Regions from separate parts of the Homo sapiens genome. Here region 2 is linked to region 1. A link is a contact called in ENCODE Hi-C or POLR2A ChIA-PET data. All regions are on one chromosome and are shown on one strand. Each heading gives the region's core, a stretch centred on a gene start or an enhancer-like site at or near the end of the contact. The rest is flanking DNA. Distances are from core to core; before and after follow the strand shown. Region 1 holds the start of ELFN1 (extracellular leucine rich repeat and fibronectin type III domain containing 1). Region 2 overlaps ELFN1 (extracellular leucine rich repeat and fibronectin type III domain containing 1).

Region 1 (6,551 bases), core at 2,753-5,252:
CCTCCATGGCTCAGTTTCCCCACTGGCTCCTGTGCACCCCCATGGCCCGGAGCAGGGAGCGGAGGAGTGGTCCTCTCTGCCTCAGTTTCCCCACCGGCTCCTGGGCACCCCTCATGGCCCAGAGCAGGGAGCAGAGGAGTGGTCCTCTCTGCCTGACTCAGTTTCCCCACTGGCTCCTGTGCACCCCTCACGGCCCGGAGCAGGGAGCAGAGCAGTGGTCCTCGCCGCCTGACTCAGTTTCCCCACCAGCTCCTGTGTACCCCCGTGGCCTGGAGCAGGGAGCGGAGTAGTCGTCCTCTCTGCCTCCCCTCTGAAGGTCCCTCAAGCCCTGCTGGACCCCCTCCTGCCTCAGCCTGGGTTCCAGCTCTTCTCCAAGACCAAGACCCCAGCTGCCCCAGGACAGCTCTACAGGTGTGGAGGCCTGGTCCAGCCACAGCTCCAGCTTACTTGCTGTGTGACCTCGGGCGATGCTGGACCCTTCTGGAAAATGGACCGGCTGGACCATCTTCAGGGGCTGGACCGGCTGATCTCCGAGGGAAAGGAGGCACATTTATTTGTGAGACCATTGTCTTTCCATCTGGGGATGCCAGCTCCAAGGCAGCCAGGCTCCTCTGGGCTTTGTCCCAGGCTCCAGGTAGGGCACACAGTTGGCCCTTGTCTGCCATCAGCGCTCCCAGGGTGGTCTCTCACCTCCCGCCCTCCCTCCCCAGGAGGCTGGAAGAGGTGGGACAGAACCAGGTCTCAATCCACCAGCCTTGGGAAAGGGACATCCGGGGCAGGGGGCGGGGAGGGGGGGCACGGTGCTGGGCTCGAGTGCCCATAGCTGCCACCCTGCTTCCTGTTTACTGTCGGTGCCACTGACTGGCTCAGGGTGCACAGGGGTGAAGGGAGGCAGCAGCCCCCAACGACCAAGGCCTCCCACCCTGCTGGAATCCCCTGACCTGAACCAACACAACAGGACACAGACGCCAGACATAGGACCCCTCCACCACCCTCTCCGGCCCCACCCCAATCCGGGCCTCAGTCTCCCCATCTGTACAGCTGGTGCTGGAATGGATGGCGCCATCGTCCACTGCAGTGGCTCCACCACCAGCCACCCCCACAAACACCCACCCAAGGCCACTTGACACCTGAGCTTGTGCTGGAAGAAACCAAATCCACAACAAAAACAAAAAGGAAAGAGCGGGGGGGGGCGCTGGAGAGATGACAAATGTATCCAATGTCCGCGGCGGTGCCACCATCCGCTCCAGGTTCACGCCTGGAAATTTATGGCCTCATCACCCAGCCCTGGAGATCTATCTATCTCTCGCCTGTCACTCACTTGCATTTTTAATCCTGCCCCCCGCCCCGCCACCGGCCCCCTCGTGTATTTATGCACCACCCACCCGGGCATCTCGAGGGCCTGCCTGTTTCTTTCTTGTGAAGATATATGAACACCCCAAGTCCATGCACCTCTGCTCATAAATTTCCTCCAATGCGATGGTGTCTGAGTCTGGCACGGAGAAACACAGTCCCCTACCAAAATGGGGAATTGGCTTGTCGGGGGGGAAGGGATCCTGGGGTGGGGGCTCTGACCTCAGGGGGACCTTAGAAGGAGGCTTTCCTGAGTGCTTAGAAAATTCTATCAAAATCTAGAGCTGATGCGTGTGTGTTGGAAACAGATAGAGAAAGTCACCAACATGGGACCCAGGCAGCCACTCCGATTTTACCCCATTGATCTCAGGCACTGTGGTCATATTTTAGTCCCATTAATTTTTCTCTCCTGGAGAGCAGGTGAAGCCTACAAGTATACATTTAGGGTGAAAATATTCAAATGCCGGGGTCCGAGACAGGCAACTACTCCAGGCTCTGGCCCTGGGCGCTTGCTGGGACCCCGGACACCTGTTTCTTGGTGGGGACCGTGGTAGGGAGGTGGAGGAGCAGCAGCCTCTCCCTGGCCCAGGTGTGGGGAGCCTGCCTCCAAAGACACTTTGAAAAATCAGTGCTTTCCAGTGGCAGTCCTGGGGCATGGTGGGGAAGGGACGCCGCCCTCCCTCCCCTCCTCTGGTCCTGGGTGCAGGTGCCCACCACATCCCTGCACCCTTACCCCAGACTTACCAGGCCTCAGGAGTGTGGCTCTGGTTCAGGTGCCCACTGGCTTTTCTGGGAGTCGGGAGCTGCCTGCCGAGCCTGCTGTATCATCCTGAATTATACGCACACAGCAGTCCTGCTGCGGCCGAGGAGGAGGGGGCTGCACAGCTGGCTGTAGGACAGGGGGAGGGGCATGGCCCCCAATCTCTGACTTGGAGACCCCCAGGTCTTCTGCCCACTAGGGGTGGGGATCAGAACTCCCTGACCACCGTATGCCCAGGAAAATGAGGGACCCAAGTGCTGGGGTCCTGGCTGGGCTCCAAACCCCCTCAAATCCAGGTGAGGGGGTGACCCCCTCCCACACACGGCCCCCTGGAGTTTGTCCCCCTGCTTTGGTGGAGTGGGGCGCAAACCTGGGCTGGGACCTGTAAGCCAGTCTTCTCAATGCTTGTTCAATTAAAAGGTGGCAGGGGCAGGGACCCAGGGGGCAGGAGGCCAGGGGGCCAGCCAGGCAGAGAAGAGGAGCATGTTGATGCTTTTCAAGCAACCTATGCCCAACCCAATGGGGTTTCCCCCAAGGCTGGGTGCAAGCTGGACCTCTTTGGAGGCTGGGGGCCTCTCTAGGGGGCAGCCCCTGAGAGAGGCAATATGGGGAGATTTGCCATTTACATCTGCTCCTGGCTCCCGGTCCCTCCACAGCTTCTGTCCCCAGGCTCTCCGCACAGCCCTTAGCCCAATCGAGGGAATGAGCGGCAGAGGCAGCCAGCCCAAGCCAGGGTCCAAAGAGGCCCCACTCCGGGTGTGCAGGAAGGGAAAGTGCTGGCACGGAGGCTTTTTGAGGACGTGCACACCTGGCTCGGCCGGCCTCGACCCTTTCTGCTAAGCCTTCGTTTTTTTCAGAAGGCATGATCATCCTAGCCCCATTTCACAGGTGTGGAAACTGAGGCTCTGAGATTCACCTGCCCCAAGGTCACACAGCTGAGACCTGGAAAAGCCGGATTTTCATCTCAGAGGGTGTCGTTTTTATGGGGGGGGGGGCGGTGTGCGGTACGGCAGGCAGTGCCCCCCGCCCCACCCTCAGCATCAAGCAGGTGACCTGCAGGTTTCAAAGGATGGAAATGGGGGCGCTTGTCTTTAGAGGCAGGTTGGGGCACGGAGGCTTGGCAGCCTCCTCCCAGCCCCCAGAGGGACGAGGACGAGGATGGACTCCAGGTGGGGCGAGGGGTGGAAAGCACCCAGTAAGTTCAGTTCGGAGCGAAGCCCCCCACCCCACCCCCCCGCCAGTGGTTGGACTCAGGGGCTGGGACCGAGGAATGTGACCCCTCCCCGTGCGTGACTGGACGGTCCCCGCGCGGAGCGAGGAGGCTCGCAGCGTCGGGGGGAGGGCGGCCCAGCAGGGAGGGCGATGCGAGCCTGGGGAGGGGTCAGCGACTCGGCCAGGAGGTGAGGACAGCCCCCTAATTTCCGGGAAGGGAAGGGCAGGGGGCCGCGTCTGGGGGGCGCCGGGCAGGGTGCGGACGGCGAAGGGGGACGGAAGGGAGAGAGGCGCTGGGGAAGGGACCTCTCGGAGGCACGGGGCAGCGTGCGGGCTGCGGCAGCGACCCCGACCCGGGCCCCCGGGCTTTGTCGGGCTGAGCCTGCGCCCGCTCCGCCGCCGCCAAGTTCCTCCAACTTTGCCCGCTGCGCTCGGATCGCGCGCCAGGCCTGGGGGCGCAGCAGGGGCTGGGGGCGCACGCTGCGCACTCGGGGACGCCCGGGGTTCGAGGTGGCGGGGGGCTTGGCCGCGCCGCTCCCCGGGGGTGGTCCGGGTCCCAAGTCCCCCAGGTTCAGCGCCCGGCCGCGCTCGCCGCTTACCTGCCCGCCCGGCCTCGGTTCCGGGGCTGCGCCCGCAGCCGCCGCCGTCCTTCAAGCTCTAACTTCGCTCCCGGGATTGAAATTCCTCCCCAGCTTCGCCCATCGATCTGCGCGCGCGGCCCCGCCCCTCGCCGCGCGGCCGGGGGGGAATTCAAGCTCGCCCTGCCCCCTCCCGCCCCCCTTCCCTCCCTCCCTCCCTCCTTCTCTCCCTCCCTCGCTCCCTCGCCCGCCTGCGCGCTCCCTTCCACCCCCTCTTCCTCCGCCGCGAGTCCGGCTCGGAGCCTCTGGCCCTCCCCTTCTCTCCCTGGCCTCCCGAGCCCCCTGCTCTCCTCGGCTCCCCGCGGCAACCCGCTCCTTCCCTCTCCCGGCGACGCGCAGGGGCTGGGGAAGGAGGGGAGGTCCTAGAAAGCGCAGGGGGCGTCCTCGCGGTCCGTCCCCGGCCCTCCCCGCCCACATCTAAAAGGTGGAGGGGGTGGGTGGGTGGGTGGGGGGAGTGGGGGCGACAGCTGTTGGCTGAACAAGCTACCCGCGACTCCCACCACCTCAAGCAAAGCCAAGGCGTTCTCAGGTCCTCCCGTCGGTCCGCCCCTTATCCGGGAGGGCAGGGACCTAGGGGCGGAGAACGCAGGGCGCAGGCCGGGCCTCCTCTGCCCAGCCCTGGCCCCGCTTCCTTCCTTCATTCACCCCAACCTCTGTGAGGACTTCAGGGGGTTCTGGAGCACTCTTCGGCTCAGTTTCACCCTGACAACCTGCCTGTGCGGAAGCCCCCGTCCGCATGTTACAGGAAGGGAAACTGAGTCAAGAGAGGCCCAGAATCTGGCCCTACACAGCGCGTCGAAGGCAGAGCCCCAGGGGCAGCCTGGACCCCCGGCAGGAGCCTCGGGACTCCACGCTCGGGCCGGGCAGGCCCCGGCGGTGCCTGGACAAGCCCGCGTTCGCAGAACGGCCGGCGCCTGGGGACCCTCTCCAGTCCCCGCGCAGCCCGCGCGTCCCCGCCGGCGCCCCCTCCCCGCTTCCTGTCCCCCGCCCGCCTCTGGTTCCCGGCCTCAGTACCCCCGGCACGCTCTCCGCTCGCCGCCAGCAGCTGGGCAATTCAACGAGCATACAAAAGAGTTGACTCAATTCAAAGGCAGCAAATCAAGATAAATCCTATAGTGTGTGGGGACCGGAGAGGGAATGTGAATGAACGCCCACGACGCCGTTCAGTCCTGTATGGACCGGCCTAGCCCGGCTGCAGGGCCTGACACGCCCGGGTCCTAGGGTTCTCCAGGAGCCAGAATCGGAGAGTGGGCTCTGAGCTGCCTTGGCTCCCAGGCCCCCAGCACTGGCCCGAATTTAGTAATTTAGAGCTTGTGGCCTCCTTCGGCTGGCTGGGTGGGGCTCCCGTGATAGGGGTGCAGAGCCTTGAAGGGGAGTGCTAGGACGAAAGCCAGTGCGCCCCCACGATTTCATGCAAATACTGGGGGGCAGGGGCCCTGGAAACCCAGCACAGCCCCAGGGGCCGGCAGGAAGGGCACCGGTGGTTTGGAACACCTAAGCTGTGGCCTTTCTCCCTCTGCCCCGACCTGGACCACGGTCAGAGCCAGGCCGCAGGCCAAGAGCAGGTCCTTGTTTACCCACCAGATAGATACTGCAAGCCTGGGATGTGCCAGGCCTGGGCCTGTGGAACGAGGCCGGCGGTGAGCGGGGCACCCTCTCCTCCCTGCCTGTCTGTGAGGTCTCCCCAGCTGCAGCTCCACTAGGGAGAAGCTGGTCGGCCCCCAGAGCTTCCTTGGTCACGCTTGGAAGGTCCCAGTAAGCTACCCTCCAGCTTCTGGCCTGGCCAGCCTTGTGCAGAAGATGACCACCGGGCTCCGGGCCCCAGCCTATCCACTCCGCCTGCCAAACATAAACCCCAAGAGAGGTACTGGATCCCCATTTCCAGCAGGTTCCCCCAGGCCTGTGCTGGCCAAGTGCAGCCGAAGCTCTGGAATGAGCCTCCTTTGCCTTCGCAGGTGTCCCCCGTGTGCCCTGCGCTGTGCTGGGCGCCTGCCCGGAGGAGCCGCGCCAGGACGTCCTGCTACTTCCCAGGAGCAGGCATGATGAGTCCATTTCCTCGGGGTGCAAACTGAGGCCGAGGGCCTCTTCAGAGCGCCCTTGACCGGTACTGCCTGACCCCAGAGGTCAGTTCTGCGGTCACTCGGGGTCTGAGATCCACGGAGAACCTCAGAGGTCAACTTGAGGGGCGGGTAGGGGTACGCGCGCGGGGCCGTGGGAGGCGAGATCCCGCAACCTGAGGAGCCAGGACCCCAGCAGAGAGCGAAACCTGGAGCTGGGGGAGGGGACGGCAGAGGACTGGAGGCCGGGCTGCACGGCAGGGGTCGAGTCCTCGCGGCCGCCCCCCCCCCCCACCCCGAGCGGAGGCTGCGCCGTCCGGCTGCGACCGAGTCCCCGGAGTCCCGGCCGGGTCGCCCCTCCCCCGTGGCCGCGCCGATTGGCGGCCTGCTGTTACCCGGACGCCGGCGCCGCCGCCGCGAGGACATCTGTCCGGGGCCCAACGCCGCGCTCCACGCCCCCTGCCCCTCCCCCAGACCCAGAACCGGGGAGAGGACGCGGCGGTGAAGCTGGGAGGTTGGAACCTGGAGGGC
Region 2 (6,551 bases), core at 2,997-5,496, 44 kb before region 1:
TGGGATGCAGATGTGATGGTGGGAGCGGGAGCAGCCACTTTGGTTCCAGACATGGAAACTGCAGGTGATGGTGACAGAGCCACCCTACCAGCCCTGGGCCACTGACTTCTGGCTGTTTGTGAAAGAGAAATAAACTTCTATCTTATTTAAACTACCGTTCTTCAACAGCTTGTCCTACCTAATACAGATGAGAGGCTTCTCGCTCAGAGGAGCAGATTACAAGGGAGGGGGCCTGGCACAATCTGGAGGTACTCTGCGCATAGGGGGAAGGGAGGAGAAGCAGGACTACAACTTCCTCCTCCCCTGCGACCTGTCCCTGACATGCCCACCCTGGCACCACAGCCCCACCCTGGCCATCCCTATATGCTGCACATGCCACGTGTGTTGGAGACGCCACTGTTTCTGCCATCTCTCATACCCGAAAGCACCCTGTGCCCCTCTAAGTTCCACACACTCTTCTTTCCTAGAAGGCCACTCTGATCTGTCTGATTCTCTGAGGTCTGCATGCATGCACCGTTCCTCTCTGGGAAGGTCAGGCTCCCCCATGAACCACATCCCCAGCCAGGCCTGGGCTCCCAGGGGCACAGCTAAGGCTCCAGCTCCCCCGGCACCTTCCTCTGAGTGGAGCACACAGTAGGACCGTAGCATGTGCCTGCAGACTGGACACACTGCCTACCTCCACCTGCCCCTTCCTGGGTGTCCCAGAGTCTCAGCGTGTCAGCTGAGCAAGCCTGGAACTGCGGCCCACTGAGGTGCTCATGGCATCTCAGGGCCATGCTGCAAGCGGCCAGGCCAGGATACTCCAATGTCCTGAGCAGCCTAAGCTAGGGCAGGCAGAGAGCCCCATGGGCTGCTCCAGGTACCTGTGATCTCCATGCAGAGAACAGCAAGGCTGTGATACTGGAGTGTGGGTGGCTCTCCTGAGCTCCGGCTCTGGGCAGATGCACGGCCCCTGTCTGCCTCTATTTCCTGCGTGCGGCGGCACCACTGATGCCTATCGCTCAGGGCTGTGGTGTTACGGAGAGGCTGCATCAAGAAGGTGCTCAGTAAATGTGTCCTTCTCCTTCCACGCCTTTCCCCCTCCTCCCTCCTGCATGCTCTGGCAGAGAAGCAGCTCCTTGAGCTCTGGGCCACATCTTTCCAGATCAAATCATTGCTATGAAAAAACAGCAGCCCTGTCTACTAATTTCCCTCTGGCTCCCATGCCCCATGCCGGCTGCCTGCGCCCTGGCCCCTGCAGATCCTCCTCTTCTCCCTACTCTCCTTCCTCTCCCCTCCCCCTCCATGGCTGCCGTCAAGCCAGGCCTTGGTGCTGGCCTCCTCCCCAGGCCCTCCAGTTCCCCTGCACGCTCTCTGACCCACTTTAGCTGCTGGAATCACAGTTTCCCGGGTGAGGCTGGGGGAGTGCGGCTGCAGTCCTGGCTGTGAGTCACTGGGGCTGAGTTTGCAGGGGGAGGGGACAGCTATGACACGCATGCAGCCCCAGGGGTCATCACGTGACACGTATGCACAGGGATGCCTACACCTGTGTGTGCAGAATGTGGATATCCTTGCACATGCAGGGGACCTGGGGATCACACCTGTGCAGGCATGTAGCCGGGCCAGCCTGGGGCACACAAACACGCACGCACACACAGACATACGCCCACGTCCAGCGGCAGGAAGGAAGGCAGCTAAGGCTCTGGAGGGAGGATGGGGGAGAAAGACTCAGTGGCACCTGCCCAGATGGCTCGCCGGGCACATGCCAGGGCCCCAAGAGGGCTTCAGAATTTACCCAGGCCGTCACCTCACCAGATGCTGTGTGAGCCCCTGGGGCCTCCACAGCACACAACACGATGACCCTAGACCCTCTGGCTGTGGGACCAGCAGGGAAACCTGGAATTAGCTCAAGCCAAGGCTGGATTGCAGGGTAGTAGGACCTCAGGGTGGGCAGAACCTTGGGGTGGGCAGGACCTTGGGGTGAGCAGGGGATGGGAACACGTGGAAGAGGAGCAGGCACAGCTGAGAGGGCTCCTGGCTTCTCATTTACTTACTCACAGACCCTCACCCCCAACTCACTGAGGAAGAGCACAGAGAGGTTACATGACTTGCCTCTGTGTGCACAGCTGGTGAGCAATGGCGCCCACAGTTAAACCTGGGCCTGGGACAGATCCCTCCTGCTGGGTGCCAAACAGCAGGTCAGAGACCAGGGGTCAGAGGCCAGAGTTCAAAGTCGGGGGTAGGGTCTATGAAGGGAGGAGGCCAGAGCTCAGGCTGAAAGACAAACTCTGCGGCAGGGATGGGCAAACTGGGGCCGGAGGCAGCCTTCAGGAGCCCTGACCCAGGGGGAGGAGGGAATCTCCAGGTCCTGCCCAGCGGGAGAGGCCAGAGGCAGGGGGCTGGGCATCTGCAGCCACGCCTTCTGTCTGCTAATTAAGTTACAGGAGTCACAGGATGTAAATTACAGGAGTCACAGGATGTAAATTACAGGAGGAAATTAAAAGACAAATGAAGATCTAGGAGCAGAAGCTGGATCCCTGCAGCCTGGCCTGCCTGCAGGAGGAGGCTGATTGCAGCGGGGAAGGGGCTTTCTGGGAGGCAGAAGTGGGCAGGAGACCCAGGTGCTGGGGAGGGGAAAGGAATAGCTCCCTTCTCATCCAGGGTGGCCCACGGGGCGACTCCATCCAGGCTGGGCTTGGGCAGTCCCAGGTGTGTGCAGAGGGGAGACAGGATGGAGGCAGGGGGTGCCCTTGTGCCGGGCTCCTATGAGGAGAAGCAGCCAGGTGTGGGGTGGAGGCGGAAGCAGGGAGAACCCAGGCTGGGGGATGCCCCACAGTGGGCCGTGGCTCATCTCACAAATGCCAGCATGCAGCCTTGTGAATACCACCAGGACAAGGTCTATTGCCTGGCAACTAGTAGGTGCCAAACAACTACTTGGCAAATGAATAAGACATATAGTAAGCACCAACCCAAAGGCAGCAGTGACTGCCGTGGGCAAGAGAACGGCTCTTCTCTGCCGTTGGCTGAGAAGCTTCCTTCTCAGGCTGTTGGCTGCTACCTTCCTAATGACAAGGAACAGACTTAGCTGGTGTATTCCCTTCTCCTTCACCTCTACCCCACTTCCCAGTTTCCTGCCTGGGATGCAGATACGATGGCCAGAGGTGTGGCAGCCATCCTGAGGCCATGAGGACAAACGTCCGCAGTGGCAGAGCAGGAAGCTACAAGGAACCTGGACCATTGACAACCCCCTTAGGCTGTGTACCAGCTCCACTGCTGCTGTCTTTGCGTAAGAAAAATGACCCCCACGTGGGGTTCAACCATGCAGTGTTTAGGTTTGTCTTGCGCAGCCAAATTCAGTCCCTAGCTGACACAGCATAAAATACTACTGAATCATTTTATGAGAAAGTTACTCTCACTTTAAAACTCTTGATTACAACAAGAAGAAAGTCTCAGATCAGGGTTGGTGAGTCTTGAACACCTCTGCACACTTACTGCTCTCCCTTTTTAATAAAGCAATAGTAGGCCTTGGGCTCTGAGCCTCCCCCGGGGCTACAGCATCCAACTAGAATTTAATAACATTGTTTTGTTTCCACTGAATTTATTTTTATGATTATGAATTCTATTTATGGCAAGAGAGGCTTGTTTTCCATTTGTAGTAGTGCTATAAATCTTCCCTTTTAAATAAATGTATTTAAGTTTTTAAAAACTGAATGGATTTAGAGGAAGGCGGTAGGCTTGAAGTCAGAGGTGGTGTGGGGGGTGGTGAACGGACAGCTCTGGTGGGGATGCTGCCCAGCCCTGCACTGCTGCTTTGAAGGACAGTCTGTCCCGGGCAGGGGGAGCGGGCAGGGCTGGGGTGGTTAAGCCTGGCCCCTCCGCATGCTGGGGGCTGAGCCTCTGTCGTGAGAGGGTTTGTTCCACCTGGAGACAGGCGATGGGTTTCCCTTGGGGCTGGGGAATCTCTAGAAGATGCAACCTCAGAGGCGTAGGCTGGTCAACTGGGCGATGAGCTGTGGGCTGTGACTTGAAGCTGACCTGGTCACTGAGCCACTAACTCAACGTCCCAGGTTCCTTCCAGCCCGCCCGTGTGAGGCATGACTTCAAATGCGGGGACTCGGGGAGCCGGCGTGACCTTTTGCTGATTAGCTCGTGCTGTTTGCTCAGCAGCCGCCAGCTGATCTCTGGACGGCGGCTCAACATGCCAGCCACAGCCGCCTGTCACCCTCTGGCAGATAAACAATTGCTCCTGGAGAGGTGGGGGAGGGGAGCCGGGCGTGCGGCAGTGCTGGGGGAGTGGCACGCAGGGTGCGGGGATTGGCGAGGTGGCCTTGGGCGAGTCGCTGGGATGCCAGCCCTGCACTTGAGCAGCACCTCTGCTGGCAAGGACATCGCCCCCCCCTCCCCAGAGAGGGAAACCGAGACCTACGGAGGGGAAGGGGCTTGCAGAGAGGGTCTGGGCTCACCTCCATGGGCTCCCAGGCCCTGCTGCCTTCAACAGGCCTCTGCCTCCTATCACAGCCACCGGCCTCTCTCCCTGGTGCTGAAGGAGTCCAGCCAAGGTCACCCAGGGTCACAGGATACCAGAGAGCCCCTTCTAAACTCTCAATCACTGCCTGGATAAAAGCAACTTCTAGGGACCAGGCCTTGAACACAGGAAGTGGAGGGGAGGGGCAGGGGCTTTAGAAGCTGGGAAACTTCAACTCGCTGAGTGACAAAAGGATGTCCCTAGAAGGGATCTCGGAAACAATGCGTCCCACCCCAAGTTCCTGAGGAAGACTCAGCGGAGCGGCTGCCTCCACCGTCAGACCGCACAGGAGCCAGGGCCCATCTGTCTTGCCACCTGCCTTCTGAGGTGGGCCGGGCTGGGAAGCGTCCCATCTACTCATTCAACAAACATTTATGCACTGTCTCCCACCTGCCGGGCTCTGAGGCTCACAGCACAGAGTCTGCAGCCTGGGGCTGAAGCGAGAGAGAAGACAGAGATTTCATGCCTGGCGAGGACTCCGGAGGCTATGGGGCTGGGGTGATCCCACCAGGCTGTGGTGAGCCTGGAGGAGCCTGAACTTGGGCTGGGATGGAAGGACAGATATCTGTGGGAGGAAGGAAAGAACTAACATGGATGCAGCATCGGTGTTCCGGAGACTGCTGAGTTCCCACTCCATGCTCAGGGCAGTACCCAGGGTGGTCGAATGAGTATCTACTTGATGCCAGGCGGTCTACACATCCCACTGAACGCTTCCCTCCTGAGGGGCCTTATTTTCCCCATTTTATAGATAAAATGTGGGCAGGGACTTGAAGCTGTCCTGATAAAAGATAAGAGATAAAAGAGGGACGCCAGAGGTAGAAGATGACTTGCCCAGCATTTCACATCCAAAACCCAGCAGGGCAGAGCTTGTCTGACTTTTAAAAAGGAAAGAAAGCCTGGGTGTGGTGGCTCACACCTGTAATCCCAGCACTTTGGGAGGCTGAGGTGGGCGGATCACTTGAGGTCAGGAGTTTGAGACCAGCCTGGCCAACATGGCGAAACCCCGTCTCTACTGAAAATACAAAAATTAGCCGGGCATGGCAGCAGGTGCCTGTAATCCCAGCCACTTGGGAGGCTGAGGAAGGAGAATCACTTGAAAATTGGAGGTGGAGGTTGCAGTGAGCCGAGATTGCACCATTGCACTCCAGCCTGGGTGACAGGGCGAGACTCCGTCTCAAAAAAAAAAGAAAAAAAAAAAGGAAAGAAGGCTGGGCACCGTGGCTCATGCCTGTAATCCCAGCACTTTGGGAGGCCGAGGCGGGCAGATCACGAGGTCAGGAGATCGAGACCACCCTGGCTAACGGGGTGAAACCCCGTCTCTACTAAAAATACAAAAACTAGCTGGGCGTGGTGGCGGGTGCCTGTAGTCCCAGCTACTCAGGCCACTGCACTCCAGCCTGGGCGACAGAGCGAGACTCCTTCTCAAAGAAAAGAAAAGAAAAGAAAAGAAACAGACAAACTTGGGGGACAGGGTGTTTCCGGCAAAGGGACCCCCACACGAAAAGACACAGAGAGGGAAGGCCCGTAGCTGCTGCCAGGCATCTCAAGCAAAGCCCAGCTCACGCCTCCCAACCACTGTCCCATCCCCAACGGCTGTGGCAAAGGCCTGGGGTCCGCACAGCCCAGTCTGCTGTCCTCGCCCTAACTGTCCACACTCTGCCGCAGCCCTGTGGGCCTCTGTGTTCTCTCTGCCGCAACGTGGGTCTCAGTCTGGAGGCCAGGGGGTTCCTGGGCTCCTGGCACGGTCCGAGCTGCCGCCCCCTCCCCCAGACTGCCCTGTCTTCCCAAGAGCTCCCAGCCCAGGGAAGCCTCATTGAGAGAGGGTCTGTGGGGACGCCCTCACATTTCAGGTGGGGACACTGTCATCCACAGAGGGGCAGGGGCAGGTCACTGTCACAGGGCTTTGCTCTGGTAGGGGATCAGCACAGACTGGATGAATACACGAAGAACTGAAAACTGGGATTTCCGTTTCCGAGTGCGCTTTCTCCCTTGTCTCATTCTCTCTCTCTCTCTCTCTCTCTCTCTCTCTCTCTCTCTCTCTCTCTCT

What was found. A loop is a pair of places that touch in the nucleus more often than their neighbours do. ChIA-PET counts read pairs that join two places held with the same protein, here RNA polymerase II (POLR2A). Pooled maps may share reads with other maps.
Region 2: a loop to region 1 is called in a map of cardiac septum, with 2.2 times the contacts of the local background. The contact joins the enhancer-like site here to the promoter of ELFN1 in region 1. A Hi-C loop is called at or near these places in 8 of 168 maps with a recorded cell type or tissue (HepG2, Right ventricle myocardium inferior, cardiac septum and 3 more) and 5 of 50 pooled maps. POLR2A ChIA-PET finds 5 or more read pairs at or near these places in 1 of 52 experiments (WTC11).

Annotation. Positions count from the first base shown.
Region 1 is chr7:1,667,728-1,674,278 of GRCh38, reverse strand. It overlaps ELFN1 (extracellular leucine rich repeat and fibronectin type III domain containing 1), which reads right to left and starts at 4,002. Exons shown (of 4, transcript NM_001128636.4): 1 at 3,925-4,002. RefSeq lists enhancers at 2,450-3,156, 3,157-3,863, 3,864-4,570, 4,571-5,278.
Region 2 is chr7:1,711,579-1,718,129 of GRCh38, reverse strand. The region is part of intron 3 of ELFN1 (extracellular leucine rich repeat and fibronectin type III domain containing 1); the gene reads right to left. Among named protein-coding and RNA genes, the nearest start is that of LNCRI, 21 kb to the right of the region's middle. RefSeq lists enhancers at 280-979, 980-1,679, 3,599-4,498, 4,499-5,399. Within about 2 kb of position 4,246, at least 3 of the 41 ENCODE cell types and tissues checked have a DNase peak (open chromatin) inside an H3K27ac peak, as active enhancers do; they include heart left ventricle, where a contact is called at or near this core.